Linked DNA regions of Homo sapiens: region 2 is linked to region 1. A link is an interaction called in ENCODE POLR2A ChIA-PET data of the cell type or tissue named here. Cell type or tissue: Panc1. All regions are shown on one strand. Links, peaks and the distances in the headings refer to the core of each region. The heading gives the core; the rest is flanking DNA.

Evidence for each region. ChIA-PET counts read pairs that join two places held together with the same protein. Peaks named below come from ENCODE experiments on the same cell type or tissue, not always from the same donor. Only the 100,000 strongest peaks of a DNase experiment are listed, where the experiment ranks them.
Region 2: POLR2A ChIA-PET joins it to region 1 with 6 read pairs; 1 of 35 experiments calls an interaction of 5 or more read pairs at or near these places.

Annotation. Positions count from the first base shown.
Region 1 is chr19:34,499,294-34,504,660 of GRCh38, reverse strand. It overlaps WTIP (WT1 interacting protein), which reads right to left. Exons shown (of 8, transcript NM_001080436.2): 8 at 1-4,532. The coding sequence ends at 4,392. Among named protein-coding and RNA genes, the nearest start is that of WTIP, 20 kb to the right of the region's middle. RefSeq lists an enhancer at 421-1,242 and a silencer at 2,792-2,851. In Panc1, for the core only: a CTCF peak has its summit at 2,946 (motif pointing right); a DNase peak (open chromatin) is centred at 2,910; H3K27ac peaks cover 341 bases.
Region 2 is chr19:35,516,230-35,521,596 of GRCh38, reverse strand. No RefSeq gene overlaps it. Among named protein-coding and RNA genes, the nearest start is that of DMKN, 5.3 kb to the right of the region's middle. In Panc1, for the core only: no CTCF peak of the experiment used is centred there; a DNase peak (open chromatin) is centred at 3,066.

The DNA.
Region 1 (5,367 bases), core at 56-5,055:
GCCCAGGTCTCATAAATCCTGCCCAGTGGCCCCTCCCCACACAGCCCCCCAAGAGCAGTTCCACTTGGGATTGTCATGGTACCTGCAGCTCAGCAAGCTGACATCTGTGCTTCCCACCCCAACAGGGGCAGGGAGCCCGGATGAAGAAAGAATGAGGGCAGAGGGCACCCCATGCCCAAGACCCACCCACCCCAGGACCCTCCAAGAGGCCATCAGGGCGACGCCAACACACACACAGACACACACACACACACACAAACAAACACACAATTACACCCCACAGTGTGGTCACTTACAGGAGGTGAGCCTTTTCCACTGGTGGGTCAGGCCTCAGTGGGGTCACTGAGAACCCACCAAATCCTCCCAAATCCCAGCGTCAGGGCTCTGTTGGTCTCGCTCCAGTTCAATCCCTCTCTCCCTCTCTCTCTGCAGCTTATCCTGTCTCCGTATCTTTCCCCCTCATTCTCGGAGTCACTCAGTCTCCCTCTTAAACAACAGGTCTCTCTCCCACTCCACCTCCCACCATCTCTCCCAATCTCTCTCATTCATTTTCTGAAATATTCAATCCCTTTCACACACGACTTTCTCCGTCTCTCTCATTGATACACACACTCTCCCCCCATCCCTGTCTCTCTCTCACACACACACACATGCACACACACACGCACACAGGCAGACTCAGCCCTCCAGGGTCTATGTCTCTGAGCTGAGCCCCGCTGAGAGGCAGGCTTGTCTGGGGATTGCAGGGAGCACTCACGCCCACATAGGATGTGTCCACGTGGACAGCGCTTGGCCCTTTATGTACCCACTGTGGATCCTTCACTAGGCAACCAGGCTGGACTTGGACCAGTGCAGGTGGAACTAAGCCAAGACCCTGAAGGCCAGGGCAGGGTCAGCTCCAGCCTCAGCACTCGCCCTAATCCAGGCACGGTGGAGAGTAGCGTGAGCCACCAGGCGGGCCCAAGCTGAAGAGCTCACCGCATAGCGGGGACAGGGATGGCAGGAGACTTGCCACTCAGACCAGGGAAGGATGACAGGGACCCCAGGCACAGGCACAGGTGTCAGCAGAGACCACATCAGTGGGGGTCCCCTTGGGCAGGTGGGGGGTGGCATCCAGGGCTGGAGGGTCACAGGCCACTGGCATGGCTCAGCCCAGTTCTCACACAGCATCCTCCATCTCTATAATCATGGGGTCAGTGTCACCCCTGGGCATGAAATGGAGATACTGCTGTTGGCAAATGAGCTTGGAGAGCAGAGGCCAAGACTTCTGGGTGTCAAGTGAGGTGTCACAACTGGGGCCTGACTTCATAGAGGCCAAGGTTTCTTCATAGAGGAAGAAACCCCGGGAGAGTGGCTCCCACGGAGGGAACTGCCATGCACAGCTCCGGGGGAGGAGGTGGAGCAGTGGCCACCAGCCCTGACAGAAGGCAATGCGGGGCCCAGGGGCCCAGAAAGAAAGGGCAGAGTGTGGCCTGGTGAGGCCACTGCCCCAAGGGCCTATGCAGTCCCTTGACTGCGACCTTTGACAAAGTGTGTTACTTGGGTGGGGTTGGGGGGACTCCAAGCTGTGATGACTCAGGCCAGCTGGCAGGAGCGTGCATGGTGACCGGGATGGAGCAGGGTTCAGTGAAGCAACCCCATGGATATAAGCACAGGGCCCACCATGGCACATGCAAAGGAAGGGGAGGAGAAGGACCGGGTTGGCAACAAGGAGAAACCCGGCTCAAAGCAGGTTTGAGGGAGGAAGCAGAGAGGACAGTTCAGAGGACAGCTTTGCAACTGACCAGTTAGAAGGCAAAGGAGCCCAGGCCAGGCACGGTGGCTCAAGCCTGTAATCCCAACACTCTGGGAGGCCAAGGTGGGCTCGCTTGAGGTCAGGAGTTTGACACCAACCTGGCCAACATGCTGAAACCCCCTCTCAACTAAAAATACAAAAAGTAAGGCCAGGCACAGTGGCTCACGCCTGTAATCCCAGAACTTTGGAAGGTCAAGGCGGATGGATCGCTTGAGGCCAGGAGTTCCAGACCAGTCTGGCCAACATGGTGAAACCCCGACTCTACTAAAAATACAAAAATTAGCCAGGCCTGGTGGCGCACACTTGTAATCCCAGCACTTGGAAGGCTGAGGCAGAATGCTTGAACGTGGGAGGCAGAGGTTGCAGTCAGCCCAGATCACGCCACTGCACTCCAGCCTGGGCGACAGAGCTAGACTCTGTCTTTAAAAAAAAAAAAAAAAAAAATAGCTGGGCGTCATGGGGCACACCTGTAGTCTCAGCTACTGGGGAGGCTGAGGCATGAGAATTACTTGAACCCTGGAGGCAGAGGTTGCAGTAGGCCCAGATTGTGCCAACGCACTCCAGCCTGGGCGACAGAACGAGACCCTGTCTCAAAAAAAAAAAAAAAAAAAGCCGGGCACAGTGGTACACACCTGTAATCCCAGCACTTTGGGAGGCTGAGGTGGGTGGATCGCCCCTGAGGTCAGCAGTTGGAGACCAGCCTGACCAACATGGTGAAACCCCATCTCTACTAAAAATACAAAATTAGCCGGGCGTGGTGGCGTGCGCCTGTAGTCCCAGCTACTCGGGAGACTAAAGCAGGAGAATTGCTTGAACCCGGGAGGCGGAGGCTGCAGTGAGCCAAGATTGTGCCACTGCACTCCAGCCTGGGTGACACAATGACACTCCGTCTCAAAAAAAAAAAAAGAAAAGAAAAGAAAAAGCAGCTCAGCTAGCAGGAGAGAGCCAGCACCGGAGCCTCCACGCCTGGACTTTACTCTCTGGCCCCAGTGGGATCACCTCCTCCAAGAAGTGGCCCCTGGTCCTGCTGAAGGCCCCACTCTAAGATGCAGCGCTCTCCACGCTGTGTAAGTCCCTGGCTAAGGCTCCCTGACCACCCCTGTACTTGCCGGCTCAGCCCACCAGGTGGCGCCCGCGCCATGCCTCGGCCCTGCTGGACTCCGAAGCCGCCACTTCCCTGCGGGCGCCTCCTGGTGTTTGTTCCCTTGGGCTCGGCCTGGACAGCCCTGCTGGTTCCCGGAGCCTAGCCCAGCCCCGCGAGTGATTCACAGAACTCACACCTGACGGTGGGGGAGGAAGGGGAGAGCAGCAGCCAAGAGGTGGGTCCAGGCTCTCCCAGGGGCGAGTGACTTCAGTCCAGATGTCCCCTGAACCCCTGGGGATTCCGCATCAGGACCAGGGCCTCCCATGTCCAGACCCCACATTCCCGTCAGTGTGTCCCGGGGAGCACGGAGGGACCTCCACACTGCATTTCATGGGGCGACCGCCCTTAACACCCGGACACACACGGAACCCCACACTACCCTAAAGTCTGAAAGGTGGACACGCGTGGCGAAGTTTTAGAGGAATTTCAGGACAAAAGTCCTGAAACCACAAGGTTCTTACCACCTGAAAACCAGCTCCGTAACAGACAAACTAGACACTTGTGAGTTTGCCGGCATTTGCTTTAAAAATAACAAGGCTGGTCCAAGATCTTAGAAGAAAATTATATTCTTTTAAAGAAAATGAAAATATCCTCAAGGGAAAAACTTAATTTAAGTCAAATCTTGTCCTTTTGTCGTGGAGCCCCTTGCCCCGCGCGCAGACACAGGCTTTCCTGAAGCGTGGCCAGGGCGCCCCTCTCATCGCTCCTGAGCGTGACCCGGGGCTGGAGCCGCACGGGGATTTTCCCGAGCTGAGCAGGGGGGTCGGGGGGCCCAAGCCAGGAGCCCTGGAAGAGGGAGCAGGGCGGCAACTGGGGCCGCAAACACCCATCAAAGTCCCCAGGACCAATTCCCACAGACACCACGTGGCCACAGGCAGTGCCCTTTGCAGGCCCCCTCCCCAAGGGTGTCACCCCTCACCCCCTCCTGGGACCCCGCCTAAACCAGGCACCCTTCCACCCACCAGCAGGAACTGCGCTAGGAGATGCAGGAACACCCATGTCCCCGCCAGCCCCGCCTTCCAGACCACACCCTGCCCGGGAGTGCGCTTTGCGAGGTCGGGGTCGGGGGGGAGGGCGGGGGCCAGGCCCCTGAACAACAGACAGCAGCTCCCACCCAGCAATGCAGCCGGGTCACCTCGCACCCCTGGCCAAGGCAGGGGCCCTCTCCAGCCTGGTGACCCACGGCCTACCCTGAGGCTGCAGGGCACAGGGGGCCTCCAAGTGGAAAGCTGGTGATGGGGTGGGTGGGAGGCAGGGCCCGCAGGGAAGTGACTTGAGCAGGCACAGACGGTGAATAAATAGAAGCTTCCACGCGGGGGTCCGGCCCCTGCAGACAGCAGCTCGGTGGGAAACTGATTGGAGGGAGCTCCCCTGACGCTGACCAGGGCCACCCACGCGGGCCCTCCCTCCACACCCACACCCACCCCGGCCCAGGGACGGGTTTTCCCCTGCTCAGAGCTCAGTGACGTGCACAGTGGGTGAGGGAAGAGGCCCAGGTTGGAGGCGCCGCAGGTGGCAACGACGACACAGTAGGTGGCCCGCCAGGGGATAGCAACGGCGTCCCTCCTCCCCGCTCAGCTGCAGCCCGCAGTCCTAGGGAAGAACACAGCCCCCAGCCCCAGAGTCAGCAGACAAGCGCACATCAGAGGTCACGGGACGGGGGAGGGACGGAGGGGAGGGGCAGATCTGCAGGGTGCCGCAAAACAACATGAAGACTCTTCCGCCGGGCGCAGGGGCTCACACCTGTAATCCCAGCACTTTGGGAGGCTGAGGCGGCTGGATCATCGCTTCGGTCAGGAGTTCGAGACCAGCCCAGCCAACATGGTGAAACCCTGTCTCTACTAAAAATACAAAATTAGCCGGGCATAGTGGCACATGCCTGTAATCCCAGCTCCTTGGGAGGCTGAGACTGGAGAATCACTTAAACCCGGGAGGCAGAGGTTGCAGAGAGCAGAGAGCCTGCCATTGCATTCCAGCCTGGGTGACAACAGCGAAACTCCATCTCAAAAAAAAAAAAAAAGACTCTTCCTCTGCCAGAGGGGGTATGGGAAGCCCGGCGTGGAGCACTGGAGACTGGAGCTGCCTCTCAGGTATCCAAGAGGAAGTCACTGGATATAAGTCAGACTGCGGGGAGAGGGCTGAGCAGTCAACATGGGTGTCAGCATAAAAACCTGATGGTTTGGGTGTTTTTTGTTTATTCGTTTGTTGTTGTTTGAGACAGGGTCTCTCACTGTCACCCAGGCTGGAATGCAGTGTCTGGATCCCAGTTCACTGCAGCCTCGACCTCCAGGGCTCAAGTGATCCTCCCACCTCAGCCTCCTGAGTAGCTGGGACCACTGGCGCACCCTGCCACGCCCTGTGAATTTTGTTTATTTTTTGTAGTGATGGGGTTTCATGTTGCTCAGGCTGGTCTAGAACTCCTGACCTC
Region 2 (5,367 bases), core at 205-5,204, 1.0 Mb before region 1:
TGGGTCTGGCTCCGTCTGTCGCCAGCACCTGACTTCTCGTGGTTCCCGGTGAAGTCTCTGTAACACTCCCAGGCACTAGCCTGGGTGCTGGGAGACTTGCGTTCCAATCGGGAGCAAGATGCCTGAAGGCCGCCTACTTCCCCTCTAGGGGCCACGATTTCCTCCTGTATAAAGGGAGGCAGGGATTCGACAACTGTTGCTTCCAGCTACAAAATTCCATCAATGGGGGACTGAAAATAATAGACAGTGTTCTTGCCCTTGGGGAATTCACAGCCTTCCTGGGAGGCAAGGCCTATAAACAGAATGTGAATGCAAACACACAAAGCCACGCATCAATAAGAGCTCAATGACCGGCAAGGGGAGGGGCCTGCATTTGTGCAAAAAATGGGACGTTCCTCACTTTATAGTCACTGCATTTTCCCTTATTTTGTGGAATACCATCATTTCATTACATATGCTCCTTCCCTCCCCCTGCGATATTTTATTTTGAAAACATTTCAAGCATCATGAAAAGATGAAAGAATTTTATAGTGAACACCAGAATTCTCACCACTTAGATTTTACCATACTTGCTTGGTCACACATCTGTCCATTTAGCCCCATATCAAACATTTTTGATGTATTTCAAAGTAAACTGTAAACATTATATTTGCTGCATTTTGTCTTATTTATTTTTTGAGACAGAGTCTTGGTCTATCGTTCAGGCTGGAGTGCAGTGGCACAGTCATGGCTAACTGCAGCCTCAATCTCCTGGGCTCAAGCAATCCTCCCACCTCAGCCTCCCAAGTAGCTGGGACTACAAGCACACACCACCATGCCTGGCTAATTTTGTAATTTTTTTTTGTAGAGACGAGGGTCTCATAATGTTGCCCAGGCTGGTCTTGAAATCCTGAGCTCAAGCAATCCTCCTGCCTCAGGCTCCCAAAGTGCTAGGAATACAGGTGTGAGCCACAGCACCCAGCTGCTTGCTGCACTGATATAAATAGAACCTTCCATTCATGTCAGATACTGATTGAGGGTCTGCTCCGTGCTGGACATCATCTCACAGGTATTGGGGGAGGCCCTACTTAAAAGAATCCTATAGTGGCGGCTTTCGAAAAGGCAACATTCAAGGGACTCTTTCTTTCTTGAAGTAAAAGCTTTCATTGACTTTATTTTTATTTAAAAAAATATACATATATGTGTGTGTATATATATACGTGTATATATATGTATATATGTGTATGTATATATATATATTGAGACAGAGTCTTGCTTTTTCATCCAGGCTGGATTGCAGTGGGGTGATATCGGCTCACTGCAACCTCTGCTTCCCAGGCTCAAGCAATTCTCCTGCCTCAGCCTCCCTTACAGGTGCGCGCCACCACACCCAGCTAATTTTTGTATTTTCAGTAGAGACGGGGTTTCACCATGTTGGTCAGGCTGGTCTTGAACTCCTGACTTCAGTTGATTCGCCCGCCTTGGCCTCCCAAAGTATTGGGATTACAGGCGTGAGCCACCGCGCCTGGCCATCACCCGGCTGACTGACTATTTTTTAGGCACATTTTCTTGCTGGGTTTGCTTGGATGGGGGTCCTGAAAATACCAAAGAGATACAAGATAATTGATAGGCACTGAGTCAGTCCTGGGAAGCTTCTGAAAAAGGAGAGCTTTGAGTCGGTTTTGAGGGTAAAAGACGCCTGGCTCTCTCCTGCCTGGAGGTCTTCTGTGCTGTTCCCTCTACTAGGAACACTCTCCATGCCCCTCGGCCCCTCATACTGGCTCTTCCCTACCCTTTGCATCTCAGCTACCTTGACCGCTCAACCTGAGCTACGGCCACCCTGTCACTCTCTCTCATAGCGCTGATCTTGTTTTTCTTGTTGGTTATGACAATCTGTAATCATATTACAAATATCGTATCCATTTCCCCCCAGACAAAGAGGTTCAAGCAGTGATGTCAAGGCCAGGCATGAATGTCTGGCAAGGAGCAGAAGGGAAGCCACTGACTTGAGCAGGTTGGGAAGGGCCATGGAACGAGTGTGAGCAAGACACAGGCTGCTTTGCCTGAGATGGGTGGAGCCAGGCTAGGGAGAAACACAGAGAGGAAGGGCCGGTTTCTGAGGATGTTGAAGAACAGGGAGAGGAGTTTGGGTGTGGCTCTCACCGGGCATCTTTTACAGGGTCTGTGCTAAGCACTTACAGGCATGATTCATTTCATCCCCACAACCATCCGGGAGGCAAGTACCATGATCATTGCCCTCACAGATGTTGAAGAAGAGGTGCACGGAACGGAGCGTGTTGCCTGAGGCCACCCTGCTAGTCAGTGGTGATGGCCAGGCTCCAGTTCAAGGGCACTTCCCTGCTGAACATCTCTAGCAGTGAGGTGGCATGCTGCCCTTGCGACCCCCAGGAAGCGGGAGGGGGCTACATCCAAATGAGTGGGTTTTTTTTTTTTTTTTTTTGACAGAGTCTTGTTCTGTTGCCCAGGCTGGAGTGCAGTGGTGCGATCTTGGCTCACTGCAACCTCCGAACCCCGGGTTCAGGAGATTCTCCTGCCTCAGCCTCCTAAGTAGCTGGGATTACAGGCGCACACCACGCCTGGCTAATTTTTGTATTTTTAGTAGCCATGAGGTTTCACCATGTTGGCCAGGCTGGTCTCGAACTCCTGACTTTAGGTGATCTGCCTGCCTTGGCCTCCCAAAGTGCTGGGATTACAGGTGAGAGCTACCCTCTCCTGGCTCCAAATGAGTGTTCTTTAAAAGTAAGTTTCTGCATCTGGCATTTTTTTTTTAATTGAGGCAGGGTCTCACCCTGTTGTCCAGGCTGGAGTGCAGTGGCGTAATCATGGCTCACTGCAACCTCAGCCTCCTGGATTCAAGTGATCCGTGTGCCTCAGCTTCCCAAGTGGCTGGGACTATGGGCACACGTCACTACACCCTGGCAATTTTTGTATTTTTTGTAGAGACAGGGTCTCACGATGTTGCCCAGCTTGGTCGGGAACTCTTGGGCTCAAGCAATCTTCCCTCCTTGGCCTCCCACGGTTTTGGGATTACAGGCATGAGCCATGCATCTGGCATTTTCAGGATGTGTGCATGTGTGTGTCACAAGATTAAACAACTGCCAAGAAAGCATTCCAGCCACAGCAATGTGACCAGCACTGCCGAGAACATATATTGAGTGCTTCTGAGTGGCAGACACTTCTCTAAGCAATTTACATGTATTACTTCACTTAATCCTCACATTCACCCCTCTTTACAGATGAGAAAACTGTTGCACAGATGGGTTAAGATCATGGTTAGTAAGCGGTGGAGCTAGGGTTTGAATGTAGGCTCTGGGATAGGCACCGTGGAAGAGGTAAGACTGTAGGTGCCAGTTTGAGATCTGGGACCCCCCAGAAGGGAGCAGAGACATCACCCACCCCCAAAGCCTCATCTTCCCACTAGACTGAGTCCAGCCTCCAATCTCCCTCCTCCCTGGTCTCTCTACTCCACAACCCCCAACAATCAGTTCCCTAGGGGAACTCTGTTAGCACCCGTGGCAGCCCAGAACCCTTGGCTGGTTCTACCTCATTCAGAGTAAAAATAAAAGTCAAAGTTGGCCAGGTGTGGTGGCTGACGCCTGTAATCCCAGCACTTTGGGAGGCCTAGGCGGGTGGATCACTTGAGGTCAGGAGTTCCAGACCAGCCTAGACAACATGGTGAAACCCCGTTTCTACTAAAAATACAAAAATTAGCCAGGCGTGGTGGCAGGCGCCTATAATCCCAGCTACTCGGGAGGCTAAGGCAGGAGAATCACTTGTACGCTGGAGGCGGAGGTTGTGGTGAGCCGAGATTGCGCCATTGACCTTCAGCCTGAGCGACAGAGCAAGACCCAGTCTCAAAAAAAAAAAAAAAAAAAAAAGCCAGTCTTCATAATAGTCCGCAAGACCCCAGGATCTTTCCCTCTTTGACTTTAGCTTCTCCCATCCCAACACTGCTCCAGCCACAATGGTTCTCAAATACAGTAGGCAGGCTCCTGCCTCCAGGCCTTTGCATGGCTGTTCCCCCTGCTTGGAATCCACTAGCCCCAGCTAATCCCCATGGCTCACTCTTCCACTCCCTGCAGGGGTCAGCTCACAGGCCACATCTCAAAGAGCCTTTCCCGAGTACCCTATTTAAAACACCTCTCTGTCACCTATTGCCTAACTTCCCCCACCATGAATGTAAGTTCTGCAAGGAGAATGCTTTTTTTGAGACAAGGTCTCACTCTGTCACCCAGACTGGAGTGCAGTGGTGTGGTCATAGCAGCCTCAACCTCCAGAGCTCAAGCGATCCTCTCACCTCAGCCTCTGGAGTAGCTAGAACTACAGGTGTGCACCACCACATCCAACTACTTTTTCAAAAACATTTTTTATAGTTGGGGTCTCTCTGTGTTGCCCAGGCTGGTCTCGAACTTTTGACCTCAAGTGATCCACTTGCCTCGGCCTCCCAAAGTGCTGGGCTTGCAGGCATGAGCTGGGATTATGAGGTGTCACTCAGCTGGAGAATGGTTTCTAGGCTGTATCCCCAGTGTCTGGAATAGGCGTGTCACGGAGCAGGTAGTCATAAATATTTGCTGAATGAATGATGTGAATTAGAGAGAAGAGCTGAGACCAGAGGGCCTTGGACATGACATAGGCATATCAGATTTGTGGGTGCCATCACGCATAAGAACATGGGTGGCATGGTGATGGAGGAGAGAAAGCTGTTTGGAGTCAGACTGACCTGGCTCAAGTTTTTTTTTGTTGTTGTTGTTGTTTTGAGACGGAGTTTCGCTCTGTTGTCCAGGCTGGAGTGCAATGGTGCAATCTCGGCTCACTGCAACCTCCACTTTCCAGGTTCAAACAATTTTCCTGCTTCAGCCTCCTGAGTAGCTGGGATTATAGGTGCCTGTCACCACGTTCGGCTAATTTTTGTATTTTTAGTAGAGAGGGGGTTTTCACCATGTTGGCCAGACTGGTCTTGAACTCCTGACCTCAGATGATCCACCTGCCTTAGCCTCCCAAAGTGCCTGGCTCAAGTTTTGACAACTCTATTTTACCACAGTCTTTTCACATATGATTTTGTGTGTGATGCTGAGCCACTTGGGCCTCAGTTACCTCATCTGTATAATGGGAATAATATTAACCTCTTGTGGTCATATTGAGGATTCAATGAGATCATGTATGTGAAAGCACCTAATATTTTATTTGGTTCACACTAGTTATTTAATAAGGATGCCCTAGGGCTGATCTGAGGTGGCTCCTCAGGCCCAGCGATGTCTGAGGGGCAATTTTTTCCTAGCAGGTAGAACACAGGCCTGTTGGTGGCATGGGAGAATTGAGGTGATCCATGGACACGGCTTTGAATAACTGAATCACACAGGGAGAAAC